Linked DNA regions of Mus musculus: region 2 is linked to region 1. A link is a loop called in an ENCODE intact Hi-C map of the cell type or tissue named here. Cell type or tissue: heart. All regions are shown on one strand. Each heading gives the region's core, and the rest is flanking DNA. Links, peaks and the distances in the headings are about the cores only. Region 1 holds the start of Diaph2 (diaphanous related formin 2). Region 2 overlaps Diaph2 (diaphanous related formin 2).

The links. A loop is a pair of places that touch in the nucleus more often than their neighbours do. Peaks named below come from ENCODE experiments on the same cell type or tissue, not always from the same donor. Only the 100,000 strongest peaks of a DNase experiment are listed, where the experiment ranks them.
Region 2: a loop joins it to region 1, with 2.4 times the contacts of the local background. A loop is called at or near these places in 2 of 42 quality-filtered maps.

What each region holds. Positions count from the first base shown.
Region 1 is chrX:129,746,483-129,751,865 of GRCm38, forward strand. It overlaps Diaph2 (diaphanous related formin 2), which reads left to right and starts at 3,260. Exons shown (of 27, transcript NM_172493.2): 1 at 3,260-3,634. The coding sequence starts at 3,494. In heart, for the core only: a CTCF peak has its summit at 3,282; DNase peaks (open chromatin) are centred at 3,239, 3,799 and 4,259; H3K4me3 peaks cover 1,900 bases; H3K27ac peaks cover 1,426 bases.
Region 2 is chrX:129,881,506-129,886,888 of GRCm38, forward strand. The region is part of intron 4 of Diaph2 (diaphanous related formin 2); the gene reads left to right. Among named protein-coding and RNA genes, the nearest start is that of Diaph2, 130 kb to the left of the region's middle. In heart, for the core only: a CTCF peak has its summit at 3,166 (motif pointing left); no DNase peak of the experiment used is centred there.

The DNA.
Region 1 (5,383 bases), core at 327-5,326:
TTAAGTTTTCAACCATATGAAACAATGTGGCAAAGTTATGAGCACTCAGTGAAGCTGGGAAGAAAGACCTTTCACTATGTGTTTTTAAAAGGCTGACTACTCTTGAGTTCAATTTAAAATTCTGATAGTGGCATCTACTAAAACTCAATGCTAGAGGGGACAAATAACAGGGAGGAGACTTTTCACAGATGATTTTGCTGCATTCCGTGAAGGTTTAATTACCAGAGAATTTTTATTAGGATAGCTATTGGGCTTTTTGTTTGTTTGTTTGTTTGGTTGGTTGGTTACTGCTCTGATTTCCAAGTTGTTTTGCATTCTGTAAGTACTGTTTTATCTGTAGTATGCAGTATTTTAAACAAACATACACCTAGAGTTTCTCTAGGAAGATGTATATGACATTATAGCAGAAGGTCTGGCACCTCTTCTGCCTGTGTTTAACTCTGTATCACCTCTAGTTTGATATCAGCCATATAATATATGCTTAGCAAATACTTGTTTACTTTTAGTCATTCATTAACTTATTAATATTTTGCTGTGACCTTGGAGTTGTTTTTTTTCTCATTTTCCCCCTAATTTGTATTTCCTTTAATGTTTCTATGAATGACAGATTGTTTAGATGAAGATAATGGATGTCTTAAGGTCAGTCTGAAAAAAGATACTTTTCTTTCCTCCAATAGCTGATGTGGGACTTGATGCAAGAGGCTGGGGAACCAATGGGTCTAATGTATACTTTTAATAGTCTAGCTGATGGGTATATCTTCCTTTCTTCAGCACCAGAGAAAAGACATTTTTTTTTCACCCCACAAGCCTACGTGTGTGTGACAAGAAGGAAAATAAAATCACAGGAATGCAGGTGAAGTGAGATCAGCCCTAAGACAGCAGTTGGTGAAATGTTAGGTTAAGGGACAAAATACTCTTGCCTGAGGCTGCTGTTTTCTTCCTTGTGTGTTAGTTTCCAAGAGAGACCAATGACCCTGATTCGTGATTCTGTTTGTACATTTGCTTAACAATTTGCTTTTCACATTAGCTAGAGCAAAATGCTGAAAAATAAACAGCAAGCCTTAAGCCAGGGTCTGAGATGGCCACAATTGGTAGGTATTGATCTTGTTTCATATGTATATGTATATATATATATATATTTATTTATTTATTTTTGAGACAATGTCTCACTATGTAACCTTGGCTAGCCTGGACCTTGCTATGCAGACTAGGCTGGCCTCAAATAGAGATCTGCCTGCCTCTGCTTGCCCAGTGGGCCAGTATGCTCTGCTGCATTGCCTTGCAACAATCCCCCACCTTTGTTTTCTTAAATTATAGGGTTTCTGCAAAAATCTATCTTCAGTCCCTTTGCCTGCCTAGAATGCTTTCTGTGCCTGTTTTGAAATTGGTCAATACATTAAAAAAAATATCTTCCCCAATAGTTGGAGAACTCTATGACAATAAGCTACATTTGTAGTACTTCGTTGGTCCTTCAAGGCTTTCAGCAGAACTTTAACAGCTCAAACCTTGTCTTCTGAGGGAAGGCGCTCTTGAGCTTCTGACATAGGTACTCTGGGAGTTTCCTGTTCACGTAGTTTTTGTCCCATGATGCAGTTCTTTCAGCCTGTTTCTTCCAATAGCCTAAGGGACAGACATGAGGTCAGCTTTAGCCTTCCAACTCCAAGACCCTCACTTTGACCTATACCCACATTTCTTCTACAGGAAGTACGTGTAGGTGTTGGAATACCATTCAGTATCTTTCTGTAAAACCTATTGTGTTTTTACTCTTTTTTAGGTGGAATGAAATTTAGATTCAGTTGTGTATGTGCGGAATGCGTCAAATTGAAAATACACATCTAATTTGTAGTTAAGTATGATCTTCAAGAAAGCAAAGGTATCTCGGAGCTTCTGTCCTTTGTATTGAGAGCATGAACTCCTCTGCTGCCTTCCTTGGGTAATTGGCTACTTTGGTAACGTAGACAGCCTGTCCACAGGATTAAAAAGAAACTTAATGATAAAGACAAAAGCTGAGACTTGAGCGCTTTTGAGATATCTACAATTCTTTTGCTCTATTATTCAAGTTATTTATGTCATTGCACTCACATGATGGCCAAATTTATCATACTGCATTCATTCTGATAAAAGTTTGTTTCAGCATAACTTCAAATTGAATTGGAGAAGGCCAAATGGTCTCACAGCCCAAAGTTATCTTCGTCACTAGTAGGGTTATAGACATGGTTATAGACTTGGTGTTTAAGTTTCTAATACAAGTGGCTTCCCCACCACTTGGTCTCTAATTCTGTGATGGTTTGTTGGTTTGTTGAAACCCCGCCTTTGTAAGGTTCCTTTGGAAACAATGGGAAAATCTACCTTCTGAGGATGAAATATTAGGTGCGGTGCCTTGAGAGAAGAGTATACGCTGCTCCCTGGTATTACACAAAAACATCAGTTGTCTAGAGATTTATCTTTTAAACAAAGTTTCAACACATAAAATCTTATGTACTACTCTTTGCAATAACCTTAAACCTAAACTAGCTTGGGAAATCGAAGATAGGATTCAGTCCAATAGTAAATTCTAAATAGGTGCTTTGGTTAAAAAGCTATCTATGGTAGGGGTAGGTTGGCCTTAACCAACAGCCTGCAAAGGAAGCAATGATTGTATTTTTTTGGGCCACAAGGCAATTGTGGCAAGAGGCACCCACTCTTTCCACTTTGGCCCATACAATCTGTCTAGGCAATTAATCAGAACTCCCTATGGTGGTTTTCTTATACTTTGCCAGTTGCCTTGCTAATTAAACCTGCCCACAGAATGAAGCAAGAGCACATCCCCTGAGGGCCTTCTGCCTAGGGAGGGTAGGGGTGACCAACACTAGTGAAAGCTGATACTTGTGGCCTAGCCAGTAAAATGCTCACAAGAATCCTCCTCACTCAGTTTCCCTATCTCTAAAATGGGTTCTCTCTCTCTCTCTCTCTCTCTCTCTCTCTCTCTCTCTCTCTCTCTCTCTCTCTCTCTCTCTCTTTTTACCCGTCTAGACTAGTTCCCTTCCTTTTGGTGCTAGACAACTAGGAAGTGAAATCAGTGCTTAACCACAGTAGAATGTCCTCTGGTAGGCTCCAGTCTTAGCCCAGGCGGCTCAGCTCCACGAGTAGGAAGCGGCTTTCGGAGCCCGCCCGGGCGACCGACAGCGGGCACTTTGATGAATCACGTGTGTCGAGGCCGTCTTAAAGAGATAGGCACCTACTTTTCCTCCACCCTAAACGCCGCCCCGAGGGCGGAGGCGACCGCGGTGATTGCAGCTGCTTAGGGGCAGGGCTTGCCCCAGCGCTGAGTGGTGGCACCGGCGTGGTTTGCGTCGGGGTTGCCTGGGCTTGGGGAGACCCGGTGGCCTGGGAGCGGCGCTTGGCGGGCAACCCTCTCTGTCCGTGGACGCGGGACATTCTTAGCGCTCCGAGGGGTGTTTGCCCTTGAGGAGACTTGGGGTTTCTGGGCGGCAGGTGACAGGGCCAGAGAAAGATGGAGGAGCTCGGGGCGGCGGCGTCGGGAGCCGGAGGCGGCGGCGGTGGCGGCGAGGAACACGGCGGGGGCCGGAGCAACAAGCGAGGCGCGGGGAACCGGGCCGCCAACGAAGAGGAGACGAGAAACAAACCCAAACTGGTAAGTCTTCCCGCAAGCCCCGCTGGTCTCGGAGACCCGAGATCCCCGGATCGTCCTGCCCAGGAACACGCCTGGGAGCCGGCCCTCCCCTCCCGGCAGCAGCCGTGATCTCGCCGCACAACTCAGGGAACGGAGACGGCGTGGGGGCGGAAGAGCACCCCTTCTCCACTTTATCCGGCCTTCTCTCTCGGGTCAGCTTGCGGAGGAGAAAGGCCCCACCCCAACTTGGGGACACCCTGCGTCGCGTCCTAGAGTACTGGGGTAGGGCTGTTTGTCTAACTTGTGGGCGCGAACCTTCTTTGCGGGATTCCATTTCCCTCCCACCTCTTGTCAGTTGCTGTTTGGTCCCTTAACACTTGGGGTCCCGGGCAGGGGAGCCTCCCTCCTCTCCGTTTCGAGCGCATCGGAGCCCACTCATAGCTAAGGAAATCAAGACAAGCACCACATAGGTTCCTAGCTCCTTCGACTTTGCCAGAAATCGGAGAAAGAGGCGCCTGCGTGCGTTTGTTCCCCCCACCCCCCATGTGCTCACCCAAGAAACATTTCTTTGGAAGTCTGGGACTTGGGGGGAGCGTGGGAGGAGTTGGAGGCTGGGTAACCCCGCCAACCCCCCCCCCCCCCCTGCATCCCAGCACAGCATTTCCACTTGGTTGAGAATGCTCAGAAGCAGTTATGTTCCCCATACTTGTCTCACAGTCCTGACAGTGTGGTCCAGTAGTAGCTCATTTCCTGCTGAGGCCAGAAATCGATGGGGCCTGGTATTGGGTTGGGAAATACTGGGGTTTCTTCAACTCATCAGTTAAAAGGGTTCCTCTTTTGGTAAACTTTCTAATTTCAGTGGCATGAGGAGAAAGGAGTTTCCTGCAGAGATTCAGCAGGCAAACTTTTGAGCCTCTCCTGAGCCTTTTGAACAGTAGAATCCTACTCCACATCCCAAGTACAAGTCCATGTCGCTCGTCTACATTTCAGTTGTAAACAACAACTTGATTATAGTAGAAGAGAGGGTGAGACTGTGACATGCAACTCAAACCATTTCCTGTGGCATCTGGCCACTTGGTCTGGACTTGCACTTCTCTTCTGGCTCCGGTTTACTTTCCTATTATGGACCGTCCATACGGGAAAACAGGGCTCAAATATTAGGACATATGAAATCTTCCATTATGTGCGAACGGACTTGGGCTAAAGTAATCTTTCAACTTTAAAATCTCATCAAAACCTGAGACAAATCTAGAAATCACTTCCCTAATGTGTCCTATTACCCCAAGCACTTACAAATAAAGAAACTGAGTCACAGTTCTTTTGACTTGTCTGCAATATTTATCACAGTGATGAGGGCTCACACCATCCTGGATTCAAGAAAAACAGTTCTGAGTTTATTGTTCGAGTTGAATGTATTTCAATTTGTTTCTTTTCTTTTTGAGATAGGGTATCTCTATGAAGTCCTGGCTGTTCAGGACCATGCTATGTAGACCAGGCTGACCTTGAACTCACAAAGAGCCTCCTCCGTGGGTCTCCTGAGTGCACGAGTCACTGCCTCAGCCAAGCAGTCAAAAGTTTTGATAATGTGACTTTGAAATGTACTAGTTTGTGGTAAGAGAGTGAGCCTACTTCTGTTTTCCCTCTCCCCTTACTTAGCCCAGTATAAACTGTAGTAAAAAGTTTAAAAATAAAAGTTAAGGAATAGTTTCCATAAATAGTTTTATACATTTAGCAAGAATCTCCCAATTTTCAATATAGTAAAGGAAAAGC
Region 2 (5,383 bases), core at 249-5,248, 130 kb after region 1:
ATCTGATTTTACATGTGGGTTGGTCCCACTTATCCTGGAGGCAGTTAATCATTAAACATTTTTAGTGGCAAAAAACTCTCCTTCTAAAAAGATTTTTGTCTTCCTGTCATAGTTTTATATGTTTTTTTTGAGATTTTTAAACTAGAAAATACTGTAAATATTATTGGACAGAATTATGAGTTTCCTCCAAAGTGAAATGAAAGATGCTTTGCTGCCATTTGTCCTTTATAAGCAGGACATTATTAATTGATGACCGTGTCTTCAGAGATACTTAGTTACACAGCAATATTCTAATATATATTGGTTCCATTTCACATAGTCAAAACATTGACAACATAGTTGAAATAACTTTAGTCCTTTTAGCTAAACCCAAGGATACCCATTGGCGGGGGCAGGGAACTAAAATGAAGCTATTAATAAATTTCGGATATCAGCCAGCTTGGTTGGGTTTTCTTTTGAGTAATTTGAAATTAAATATAGGTTCAAACACTGTGTTTGAGCCTTGGGCACATACATGAAACCCACCGGATTTAAGCAAAATCAGTGGAGCCTATTGTGTTTAGCAGAGGGTACACAGCTAAAGACAGAGATTTCCTCCTTTCCCAGGATCTATCTATAGCCAATAGTGAGGAGTTAAAGTATAGGGACCCTTGAGTTCTCCTCCTCTTCATTCATTGTTAATAGGCCTGATTTTGTGAGAGTCCAGTGCAGATAATTGCAGCTGATGTGAATTAATGAGTGCAATAGTTGTCTGAAGTCTAGGGAATGGCATTTCTTAGTCCATCTCCAGAACTTCCAGCTTTTACACACTTCTCACCTCTTTCTCAAGGTTTTTTGGTGTCTCTACCTGGTGGCTACTGGTGATTCACTTTAGTCTCTTCATTTCTAAAATTGGTGACAATGCTTTTTGGCCCTGGCGTTCCTCTGTACTGGGGCATATAAAGTTTGCATGACCAATGGGCCTCTCTTTCCAGTGATGGCCGACTAGGCCATCTTTTGATACATATGCAGCTAGAGTCAAGAGCTCCGGGGTACTGGTTAGTTCATAATGTTGTTCCACCTATAGGGTTGCAGATCCCTTTAGCTCCTTGAGTACTTTCTCTAGCTCCTCCATTGGGGGCCCTGTGATCCATCCAATAGCTGACTGTGAGCATCCACTTCTGTGTTTGCTAGGCCCTGGCATAGTCTCACAAGAGAGAGCTATATCTGGGTCCTTTCAGCAAAATCTTGTTAGTGTATGCAATGGTGTCAGCATTTGGAGGCTGATTATGAGATGGGTCCCCAGGTATGGCAATCACTAGATGGTCCATCCTTTCGTCACAGCTCCAAATTTTGTCTCTGTAACTCCTTCCATGGGTGTTTTGTTCCCATTTCTAAGAAAGGGTAAAGTGTCCACACTTTGGTCTTCGTTGTGTGTAAAATTCTTTAGCAAAGCGCCTTACACATGTAGTTACTCACTGAATAGTAGGGTGTATACATTTATTTTTATGTATTTATGGTCAATCAAAGGCCACATTTTAGAAATAATATAGAATGTCTTTCCCTTAGGTAAATTGTGCTGTTCCACTCCCATTTACCTCTTGAATATGCTCTTGTATTATTTTAGAAATACACGGTTTAAATATGTTGTAATGCTGCCTTTTATCTCACCATTCATCAGGTTGACTGATTAGAGGACAGTTTGAGATATGTAAGAAACACCATACCTTTCTTAGTGATACCCTGTTTTTGAAAACAAAACAGTAATAAAGACATGTAGATGGCTTACTGAGCATTAACATCTTCTCTTATCATGGTATAGTATGAGGTTAGTAACCTATGGAAAGAAAACAGGACTGGGCTCTTCTTGCAACTTCTCCAATAGTAATTTTAAGTAAAAATGGTAGTTGTGATATGAAGATTTATCATTTGATTTTAATTGTTATATCAACTCATATTTTGTCTTCTCCCACATTAATCTGGGTTATATGACTTAGGGGTGTGATGCATATAGATTTGATAGGGTCTTCCAAACCTGTATTTTGGCGATATCTAACAATGTGCACATTTTATAGCAGAAATTGTAAAGGATTTTTGCTGAATCAATGGATACAGGGATTGAACTCTGACAATTTGAGGCATTTTGATCCTTTTGAAAGTGAATTGACCATTTACGTAAAGCCAGTCAACATTAAGCTTTTAAAGTAATTTTCATGTCTGTCTTGCTGATAATTCTTTTTACTTTTCGGGTGGGGTGAAGGAATATAGGGAATAGAGAAAGATTATGATAAATGCTTTTACCTTAGGCTGCTTTGTTGAAGAGAGTCTTAAAGGGCAGAGCCTCTTGGTTGAGAGATTCTTAAATGATAAATGACAGTGACAAGATATTTTTTCTTTCTCACCAGAGTTTTGGGGATCAGGGAAAATCAGAGAGACTGATATCTTAAATCTTAACTTTTTAAGTGCTAGCAAAACTATCATTTGTTGTTGCTTGACTATCAGAAATATTTTCTGGAACATTATTCACTCGTGTCTTTAACTTTTGGATAATGGCTTTCTGATTTTTCTTTTTACTATATATTTTAAAGGCATGTAAAAGAGCTTCAATTGTTTAAAATATTATCATTATTTTTCTAGTTTGCTCACTTATAGTCATTTCCTCTGAGATGCATATTACATGTATAGAGCCAAGACTTACTTGTACTATTTTCTTTTTTCTTCAACAGTTTTTGAAGTGATGGTAATAATAATATTATTATTATTGTAATTATTTTGCTATCACTCTAATTTGTCCATTGTCTCCATTTTCTCATCTGTTATTTGTTAGGAGTTTCAGTCAACTATTAAAATCTTTGCTAATGAATGATAGAATTTGGAATAACTTTGAGTTGAAAGCAAAATATTTCAAATATTGTCAGAACCTAGTTACTCGTACTAGTTACTTAGAACATACAACCATCCAAAAGAAATATAGGAATATAAGACCATTTGTATTGCTTGATACTTAAGTAGCCTTTCAGTTCTTGTACAAATGCAGAATATTAAAAGAGGAATAGAGTTAGGGCTGCAGGGATAACTTAGTTAATAGTTGCTGCTCTTGCAAGGGTCCCACATTTGTGTTTCATCACCTACATCAGATAATTTGTAGCCGCTTGTAATTCTAGCTCCAAGAGATCTACCACCCTCTACTGGTTTTCACCGGAACTGCACATATGTACTCATAGCCAAAGAGGCACATGATTAAAATAAGTAGGTCAAATAACCAGAAATTTCTTCGACTATTTTGGTTATGAGGACTATGTGTTTACACTGAATTATCCTGAAGATATTAATTTTGCATAAATTATTTATTTATTTTTAGAATTTTGAGGGCTAAGAAGGTAGAAATGAGAAAGAAAAGTACTCTAGGTTGTTCTGTTAATGACTCATGTGTGTCTATTTTTCTCATGAGTTGAACAGTTTTATAAGCAATTGTTACAAGAAAATTTAAAAATGTTATTATAGACTCAAATTAACTGCAGTATATGCTTAAAGTTTATTAGAGCATTTGTTTTATATGTGGAAGCATTAATCAAGTTATAATCTTTAATTTTTTTCCACCATCAAGCTTGATTTTTAGGTATCATTTTATATTTTTGTCTTTTTCAGTGTTCTATTACTGAGAAGAGGCATCATGACCACAATAACTCTTATAAAGGAAAACATTTAATTGGGGCATGCTTGGTTTACTCCATCATTGTCAAGGTGGGAAGCAAGGAAGCATAGTAGCATGCAGGCAGACATGGTGCTGGAGAAAGATCTGAGATTTCTATATCTACTGTCTCCAACAAGGCCACATCTCCTAATCCATTCTTATGGAAACCACCACAGTACTTATATTTAGCAGAGCCACAGAGGTTTTTTTTTTTTTTCTGTTTTAAACTCCTAATCATCATAGTGTAATTTTTGTTAGAGAATTTGCCATTTCCCTTTCATTTATTCACATATATTCATTTTAAAGATACTTCTAAGTACAACCATTAACATCCATGTGTTACCATGTTCTATTTTAGGATTTTACTTTCCAGAAATAGCTGCAAACCCTTCTTCAGTATTATGAGTGTACTACTGCTCAACCCATCACGAAACATTTATTATTTGCTATTTATCTAAGTAGGTATGACACCTAGGCTAGCTTAATTGCAGCTAAGAATATAGTAAGCATATTCTTGATTCTGTGTTTTGAAAGCTCTTCTGCTTTGTGATGTCTAGTGAAGGATAAGGCACCAAGCATTTATGATACTTCATATATTCTAGATTTAAATGTTTAGTGCTTACTTTTGACAACCAAGTAAAGATCTCGGTACTAGCTCTAGATTTATTTTTGAAGTTGAAAAATTGTGCTTTTAAAATGATTATGAGTAGCTTCAGCTTGTATAGTTGTGCACAAGAATGAATACATTACTTGTGTCACCTTATGTGATATATGAAAATAATAGGTGCAGTAGTATTGATAAAATTCTATTTATGCCTATGTTCTTATTCATTTCAATCCATAGCTAAGGCTTTTCCCTGATGCTAGATATTTCCTCTGCATCACAAATCAGAGGTTCTAATGACACACAAAAAATAGGTATAGAAACCAACAAAAGTACGAATGGCTTCATTCATCTTTTAACCAGTTAGAGGAAGTGAAGGAAAATACATAGAATAGTGACATGCATTGGGGAAAAAACAAAAAAACAAAAAAACAAAAAACAACAATCCTCAAACCTTATTTGCCTCGTCTAGCCTATCTTATTGTGTTATGGATTTTATATGGCAAACTTGAAATGAAATGCTATTAGTTAAAAAGACAAAGGTCTGAAACAAGCAGCCAGCAGGCTTAGAATACAATCTTTTGTTTTTCCTTCTGCCTCAGGTGAGTGAAAGGGACCAAATGAATGCATCGTAGCAGTTTTCTTTTCTTTAAATATGGGCTTCTTAACTCTAAAATTATGACCCTCATTTCTATTTTACTCTGCATTTTAAATTTTGACCATGTATTTTGATTAGTCTTTCTCTCCACTGTTTAAGATAGCTTTCTCAGATAATTAAAATTTTTATTTTTTCCTCAGCTTTTCTCTGAAATGCTGGTAGAGCATGACTTATATTCTTACTTAATCAGTTAGTGAAACTACAATGTAATTAAACTCATGATGGAACATGTTTTATCCAAATTTGAACTGATAGCTGAGGCTCTAACTTTGGCTTAAATTGTCAAAATATTGCCATTGTAACGTTCTTCAGATTAAGCCTGGGCTGTATTCTGTAACAAGACAACAAGGGCCATGTGGCTTTCTATTCTATAAGTAAATATGTTGCATAATGAAAACAGAATAATTTTTGTATATTTCTTTACTGAGTATGTATTTTGATTGAATGA